3 separate regions of the Homo sapiens genome follow, and regions 1 and 3 are each linked to region 2. The links are chromatin loops, found by intact Hi-C in ENCODE. Cell type or tissue: heart left ventricle. All regions are shown on one strand. Region 1 holds the start of ZNF256 (zinc finger protein 256). Region 2 holds the start of LOC124904784 (a long non-coding RNA gene). Region 3 has its middle 12 kb from the start of ZSCAN1.

Region 1 (2,500 bases), 210 kb after region 2:
TCAGCGTTGAGAAGAGATCTTGAATTTAAGATACACCCTACATTTGGGATTCAGAGCACCCTTTGTTCCACCTGTTAATGCTCTAGCTAGCCATCATGCCTTTTCAAAATACCATTCCTTTTGTTGTTCTCTTTCTGAGCTTGATGTCAAATTATTAAAAAGAAGTGAATATAAAGGCATGGAGAAAGTGAGATTAGATTCATGCAAGTGTTGCTTAGTGAATTGGACACAATGTTTGACTACACAGGCACGAGAGGGACCCAGAGACAGGGATCTACTTATGTCCTGCTGCTGCAGGGTGCCTCCGCATCCCACCTTCATCCTCTTTGTCATGAACCTGTGTGGAGTGTTTTTTTTCTTGTCCCTAATCAAACATACAGAGACTGAGAAAACTGACTCCAGTGCTTGAGTGCATGCGTTTGAATTGCAACATAGTCTTTTTTTTTTTTTTTTTTTTTTTTTTTTTTTGAGACAGTGGCTCGCTCTTTCCCCCAGGCTGGAGTGCAGTGGCGCGATCTCGGCTCACTGCAAGCTCTGCCTCCCGGGTTCAAGCTATTTTCCTGCCTCAGCCTCCGGAGTAGCTGGGGACTACAGGCGCCCGCCACCACACCCAGCTAATTTTTCTTTTTTTTTTTTTTTTTGTGGTATTTTTTGTATTTTAGAGACGGGGTTTCGCTGAGTTAGCCAGGATGGTCTCGATCTCCTGACCTCGTGATCCGCCCGCCTCGACCTCCCAAAGTGCTGGAATTACAGGCGTGAGCCACCGCGCCCGGCCGCAACATAGTCATATTTATTTGCTTTCTCAACCAGTGGATATATTTTGTGACTGACTGACTGTATGTAATAATATGTGCATCTGGATATGTGCCTCTGGGAACACATGAAATGACACGTCTCCAAACAAACACTGGCAGACAGCAATCGGTAGAAACCTGGGTACGTCTCCTTTAAGAAAGAACGAAGCCTCGCCTCCGCCCCAACCTGGAGTGTCCATTTCCCAGCGCCCCCTACAGGGGTTTGGCCTTTACTTCCGGAAGGAGGTGGAGGCGACCCTCACTCTCCCGCCGTGCGCCTGTGGGAACATTACCCAGAATGGCCTGCGTTGGGCGACGGCGACCTTCAGCCAATGAGGCCTCCGAAAGGTGGTGTTTCCGTAAGCGCACGCGCGGTCGCGGCGGGACTTCCGTTGTCCTCCTTGTGGCGGTCGTTTTGGCATTTGTCTGGACTGATTACTTGGTAGAAAGCCCCGGAGCGCTGGGTCAGCATCATCCGTGACTGACTGAGAAGGCGCGAGAGGAGTCTTCCCCGCTGCACAGAGGCGTGGCTGAGGCTCGGCGGCGCCCAGGGTACCCAGGCCCGGCCCGGAATAAGGACATCCTCTCTGGCCCCGCTCCGCTCACAGAGTCAGATGGCGGCGGCCGAGCTGACGGCCCCGGCCCAGGTATGTGCCGCGTCCTCTGGGCCTTCCCCGCCCTCCCCACGCTAGTCCTAGCACCCCCGAGGGCGCTTGCTCGCGGCCCTGCTGCCCAGGACAGGACACGGGGGCTCGCCGGAGGGGCTCCCGTTTCCAACACCTGGTGTGCTAGGGAAGGGAGGGCGCGACTGGCAAGGAGCCCCTGATGAGAGGCGCCACTGAGCCCTGGGGCACAGAGGTGACACAGCCATTGCGAGGGCACCCGGCTCCAAGGCCAGGCATGGGGCTACGGGGTGGCTTGAGCCCATCTAATACCGCCATAGATGCTCTTCTCTGAGGCCTGGCTCTTTCTACGTTTCCCTTGGCTGTAAAGGGTTATGAAATCTACGCCAGGAAGGGGAGGGTTTCCCAGTCTCTCACTAGCCCTAACTCCCACCCACAGGTTCTCTGGGTTGTGGAGTGCCATTCCCCCAGCCCTTAGTTCTGAAGACCTTGGGTGAACCCCAAGCCCAGGGTCCTATGTCCATGTTAGCCGGTATATAGAGTTGTTCCAATTTCTGGCAGCCATGTGAACGGGTGTGGAAAGTTTTTCCAGAAAGGTACAAGATGTGCAAATGCTTAGGTGCAGTACGGAGCTGGGTGCATTTATGAAGCCACAAGTCTCCTTGCTTTCTGGTGGGAAGCAAAGAACAGGAGGATAGGCGTCAGGACTGCAGTGGCTGCCTGAGAAGTTGAGTGTGTTTTCAGGAGGTAATAGCAAGTTTGAATCAGAAAAAAGAGGTAATTTACCAAGGTCTTCACAGGCTTCATCTGTGTGCACAGTGGGGCACAAACTGGGGGGTTGAGGGAGGAGGAAGGAAAATCAGGGTAGACTAGTCCAAGTGAGGGTTACTGGCCCAGGATCGTGATTTAGGAGATGTGGTTAGATTCCGGATGTGTGGTTTCAAAAGGGACAACTAAATTACATAATGTAGGTGGTGAGGGAGTGAAACAGAGGGTTCAGAGAAGACTCCAGGGTTTTTGGTATTAGCAGCTGTAGGGAAAGAAGTTTCATCAACTAAGATGAACAAATTGGCAATAGGAGTA
Region 2 (2,500 bases):
TGTAACTAGAAAGCATATGTGCTAATAAGCAGATGCTAATTGGCTTGAATCCATTAGTCACTCATTTTTATTTTTTTCTTGTGAGACAGGGTCTCACTGTGTCACCTGGGCTGAAGTGCAATCACAGCTCACTGCAGGCTTGATCTCCTGTGCTCCAGTGATTCTCCTGCCTCAGCCTCTCAAAGTGTGAGATTACAAGCATGAGCCTCCACGGCTGGCCCATAGTCACTCAATCTCCTGTTTAATTACTATCGAAATAAATGCAATAATGGATACTTGGATCAAGCACATATTGTCGAATATTAATTATCTAACCCAGGGCCTGGGTACGTGGGTGTTCACACAATTTTTTTTTTCTTGTGAGACAGGGTCTCGCTCTGTCGTCCAGGCTGGAGTGCAGTGGTACAATCATTCCTCAACATCCCCGGGCTCAAGGGATCCTCCCGCCTCAGACTCCTGAGTAGCTGGGACTACAGGCGCGCGCCACGAAGCCCGGTTAATTTTTTAAATTTTTTTGTAGAGACGAGTTCTCACTATGTTGCCCAGACTGGTCTCAAACTCCTGAGCTCAAGCGACCCTCCCTTCCCAGCCTCCCAAAGTGCAGAAAGTACAGGCGTGAGCCACTGTGCCAGGCCCACACAATCGTTTCAAATTTTCTGCATGTTTGAAAATGTTCTTAATAAAATGTGGGGGTAAGATAAATGCAATATTTATCAATTTTGCAGTTCTTACCTCTTTGGCTGAGGGAATTGCTTGCTCCTCAGGGACTCTTTCTTTCTCTTTTCTTCCTTCCTTCCTTCCTCCCTTCCTCTCTCTCTTTCTCCCTTTCTCCCTTTCTTTTGAGACTGAGTTTCGCTCTTGTTGCCCAGGCTGGAGTGCAATGGCACGATCTAGGCTCACCGCAACCTCCGCCTCCCGGGTTCAAGCGATTCTCTTGCCTCAGCCTTCCTGAGTAGCTGGGATTACAGGTGCCCGCCACCACGCCCGGCTAATTTTTTGTATTTTTAGTAGACGGGGTTTCACCATGTTGGCCAGGCTAGTCTTGAACTCCTGACCTCAGGAGATCCGCCCACCTCGGCCTCCCAAAGCGCTAGGATTACAGGCGTGAGCCACTGCGCTCGGCCCTCCTCAGGGAGTTTCAAAACTAACTGTCACAAAGCCACTGGTTTTCTCTGTATTAATAAAAAAAACCTGGCAAGAACGCCCAGGATCCGAAAGTGAGCTTCAGTCTCAAGACAGTCAGCGACCGCCCTCCGGGCCAGCGTCGGGGCACTGAGGGGCCTCTGGAAAGTGAATCACAGGGAGCACCGCGGGGTTTCAGGATTTTGGCTGTCCGCTGCCCAAGCCTTGGCATCACGGGCGTCTTTCCCTCTCACGTTGGGGTCCCTTCAAGGTCGGCGCCAGGTATCCTCCCAGAAAACCTGCACACCGCAACGCCCAGCACCCCCACAGCCTCCCTGCTGCCACTGGGGGGCGCCATCGTCGCGGCTAACGCAACCCGAGGGCGGAAGCGGTGGAGCGCCGCGCCGCGGGGTTTTCTGGGAGATGTAGGCGGTGGAAGCACACTCATGCGCAGCAACGGCGCCGCAGTGGGCGCTCATGCGCAATGGAGGGTCCGGCGTCCGCCTTGGCGGGTGGGAGTGATGACCTGCACTCCCCAAACCACTGCGGGATAGAACGGGGCCGAGTGCTCTCAGGGGTGGCCGCTACCGGGGCGGCCCGAGACACGGCTGCGGGTTCCAGCCAACAGGCCCGGAGTCGCGGCCTCGGCTCCGCCGTGGGTGCACGGGCTAGGGCTGCGGGGACTCCTGTGGGCTCCGCGTCTGCGGCTGGGAGGAATGGGGATCGTCCCCAGATCCCGCCTTCCGGGCAGGGCCTCCGCTGCCTGCGATCCTGCCCACAGTCCAAGGATCCTCCTCGCCTCTCGCGGACTGCGGTGTCAGCCGCCCGAGCCGTTCCCCGGACACCTGGCCAGGTGACGGCCCCCGACCTCCGCCTGGGGCGGGGGGGGGGGTGGTCTGCGAGTCCCCCTCACCCCCAGCAGACGTTCCCGAGCTCAGAAGGAAAAAAAGGACGAGGAAGGGGCTGCTTATGAGTGTGTCGGTGTTGATTTAGTAGTTGTGGAATGTGAGCCCTGGGGAAATAAGTGGAAGAGGCATGGACCGTGTGGCTCCACTGGGGCGTTCGCGAATGCCTCCTGGAGGAGGAGACCAACCAGAAAGAAGAGGCAGCGTCCAGCAACTGGACAAAGGCCAGAGGGCCTTTCTGGCAAGAGGACTGGGGTGAGCAGAAGCTGATCCGGCTCTTTATCCCTGGGCGCAAGTGCTGTGTGGCATAGGTCAGTGAAGGCCTGAAAGGGATGTTGAGCCAGCAGCAAAAGGCCTTGAGTGCCCCATTAAATAAGTTACAGCTGTGGCTGACGCCTGTAATCCCGGCACTTTGGGTGGCCCAAGCGGGCGGATTGCCTGAGCTCAGGGGTTGTAGACCAGCCTGGCCAACA
Region 3 (2,500 bases), 130 kb after region 2:
CACTGAGAAACCTGTAAATTTGGGTTTACAGGATTCCTCTGCCCTTGAACGCCTTAAATTTGCAAAGTTTGCTGGCCTGCTGGGGGAGAGGCCTGCCTTCCTACCTGTGAAGCAGGGGGCCCTGTAAATCACAGAACAGGTTGGAAGGGTTTTCCTGGGGCGGTGTGAATGTTGGGGCCACAAAGAAAGCTCACCCCTTCACCCCTTACTCCTTCAGGGTGGGTTGTCATGTATTGGGGAGTTTATTCTGAGGTGTGACACTTCAGGTATGGGCTTGATCGTACGATCAATTTAGTCCAGTCCTATCCTGATAAAAAGGAGAGTTGATTTCTATAGAACCTCTGCAAATAACCGCATAGCTATTCTAGGTGCTTTTAACCCCAAAGTATCAAGCCAGGCTGATTTTTTTCCAAGAATTCACCTTGATTACTTCCCACTTGGATTCTTACATAAAATGCTTCTGAACTAGAAGTTTCTATATGTAGACTTTCTTTTCTTTCCTTTTAATTCAAGCACATTTAAAGGATTAGAGACTCAATTTTTTTTTTCCTTTTTGAATTTTTTTGAGACGAAGTCTGACTCTTGTCGCCCAGGCTGGAGTGCGGTGGTGCGATCTCGGCTCACTGCAACCTCTGCCCCCTGGGTTCAAGCAATTCTCCTGTCTCAGCCTCCCAAGTAGCTGGGACCACAGGTGCCCGCCGCCATGACCGGCTAATTTTTGTATTTTTAGTAGAGATGGGGTTTCACTATGTTGCCCAGTCTGGTCTCAAACTCCTGACCTCAGGTGATCCACCCGCCTCAGCCTCCCAAAGTGCTGGAATTACAGGCGTGAGACACTGCGCCTGGCCTTTTTTAAAACAAAACAAAACAAAACAAAACAAAACTCTCCCTGTGTTGCCCAGGCTGGCCTGCAACTCCTGGGCTTGTGATCCACCTCAGCCTCCCAGTGTTGGGTTTACAGGCATGAGCCACTGCGTGCAGCTGCAACTGCATTTCTTGACTGCAGCTCAAGAAGCTGTTTTCCTGTACCTGTAGGGTTGCCAGATAAAACAGTACCCCCAGTGAAATTTGGTTTTCAGATAAACAATGAATAGTCCTTTTTAGTAGAATTTGGTCCCAAATATTGCACAGGACATACAAGACATACTTATGCTAAAATATTAGATGAATTTATCTGAAATTTAAACTTAATTGGGTATCCTGTTTTTTTATTTTCAAATCTGTTAGCTCTACCTGTTGCGTCAGCCTTATGGGTCTGTGTAAACCAATCAGACCAGAGCACCGTTCCGTTCAGACCCCATAACCTTTGCATAGCCTATTTCCTTACTACCCTCTGGCGGTAGGAGAATGTTTTGCACCCACACGAGGAGCGTGTTAAAGTCTCTGATCCAACAGACCCCAGAGACCGAGCAGTTTCATCCTGTGCCTCAGCCACAGGTCAGAAGCAAACACAGACACAAAACCTCGTTGACCCCGATTTCATAGAACTTTATCTTCCGGGGCACGAAGAGTAGTCTCTTCATTGGCAAATCGACAAGCAGGCAAAAACTGACAAAGATCACAGCGTGGCCAAACAACACAAGTAGGTTCCGAGTCATTGCCACTGCCAGTGAAGAACTGTCCGTCCGCGCTGTGTGAACCGTAACTAGAATCCGAACCCCAGGCCCGGCATGGTGGCTCCAGCCTGTAACCCCAGAGTTGTCCACGCTGTGGAAACCGGAACTAGAGTCCGAATCCCAGGCCCCGCACGGTGGCTCCAGCCTGTAGCCCCAGAGTTGTCGGCGCTGTGCAAACCGGAACTAGAATCGGATCCCCAGGCCTGCTGAGGCAGGAGGATCACGTGAGCCCAGGAATTTTAAGACCAGGCTGGGAAACATAGACCCCATCTCTACAAAATAATTTTTTTTAACTGGGGGTGGTGGGTGGTGCACATCTGTAGTCCCCTGAGGCAGGAAGATCTCTTGAGCCCAGTAGGTGGAGGATGTAGTGAGCTGTGTTCCTGCCACTGCACTCTAGCCTGGGTGACAGTAAAACCCTGTCTCAAAAAAAACAAACAAAAACCCAGCTTGGCAAAGGAGCAGAAACGTAAGTTTGAAGTGGGCAAAACGAGAGGAATGAACATTAAGTTCAATTATTCCTTGGGGCTGGGTGCTGCGGCTTACAACTGTAATCCCAGCACTCTGGGAGGCTGAGGCAGGCCGATCACGTGAGGTCAGGAGTTTGAGACCAGCCTGGCCTCAAGTGATCTGCCCACTTCTGCCTCCCAAGGTGCTGGGATTACAGGTGTGAGCCACCACATCTGGCCTTTTTCTTTCTTCCTTTCCTTTTCTCCTTTTTTTTTTTTTCTGTGCCTGCTTGGCTCGCTCTCTCTCCCCTCCTCCATCCCTCCCTCCCTCCCTCCCTCCTCTCCCTCCCTCCCTCCCTTCTTCCCTTCCTGCCTGCCTTCCCTCCTGTTTCTCTGTCTGACTCTGTCTCTCTGTCTCTGTCTCTGTCTGTCTCT

Evidence for each region. A loop is a pair of places that touch in the nucleus more often than their neighbours do. Peaks named below come from ENCODE experiments on the same cell type or tissue, not always from the same donor. Only the 100,000 strongest peaks of a DNase experiment are listed, where the experiment ranks them.
Region 1: a loop joins it to region 2, with 2.4 times the contacts of the local background. A loop is called at or near these places in 15 of 110 quality-filtered maps.
Region 3: it touches region 2 in a loop (15-fold over the local background); 79 of 110 quality-filtered maps call a loop at or near these places.

The regions. Positions count from the first base shown.
Region 1 is chr19:57,946,383-57,948,882 of GRCh38, reverse strand. It overlaps ZNF256 (zinc finger protein 256), which reads left to right and starts at 1,177. Exons shown (of 3, transcript NM_005773.3): 1 at 1,177-1,441. The coding sequence starts at 1,409. RefSeq lists enhancers at 939-1,028, 1,099-1,198, 1,689-1,768. In heart left ventricle, a CTCF peak has its summit at 1,020 (motif pointing left); DNase peaks (open chromatin) are centred at 1,092 and 1,592; H3K4me3 peaks cover 2,214 bases; H3K27ac peaks cover 884 bases.
Region 2 is chr19:58,154,210-58,156,709 of GRCh38, reverse strand. LOC124904784 (a long non-coding RNA gene) reads right to left here and starts at 1,497. Exons shown (of 2, transcript XR_007067360.1): 1 at 733-1,497. It also overlaps a transcript of ZNF329 not described here. In heart left ventricle, a CTCF peak has its summit at 1,470 (motif pointing right); DNase peaks (open chromatin) are centred at 1,579 and 2,209; H3K4me3 peaks cover 1,551 bases; H3K27ac peaks cover 938 bases.
Region 3 is chr19:58,020,918-58,023,417 of GRCh38, reverse strand. It overlaps the pseudogene VN2R19P. Among named protein-coding and RNA genes, the nearest start is that of ZSCAN1, 12 kb to the left of the region's middle. In heart left ventricle, a CTCF peak has its summit at 1,343 (motif pointing left); no DNase peak of the experiment used is centred here.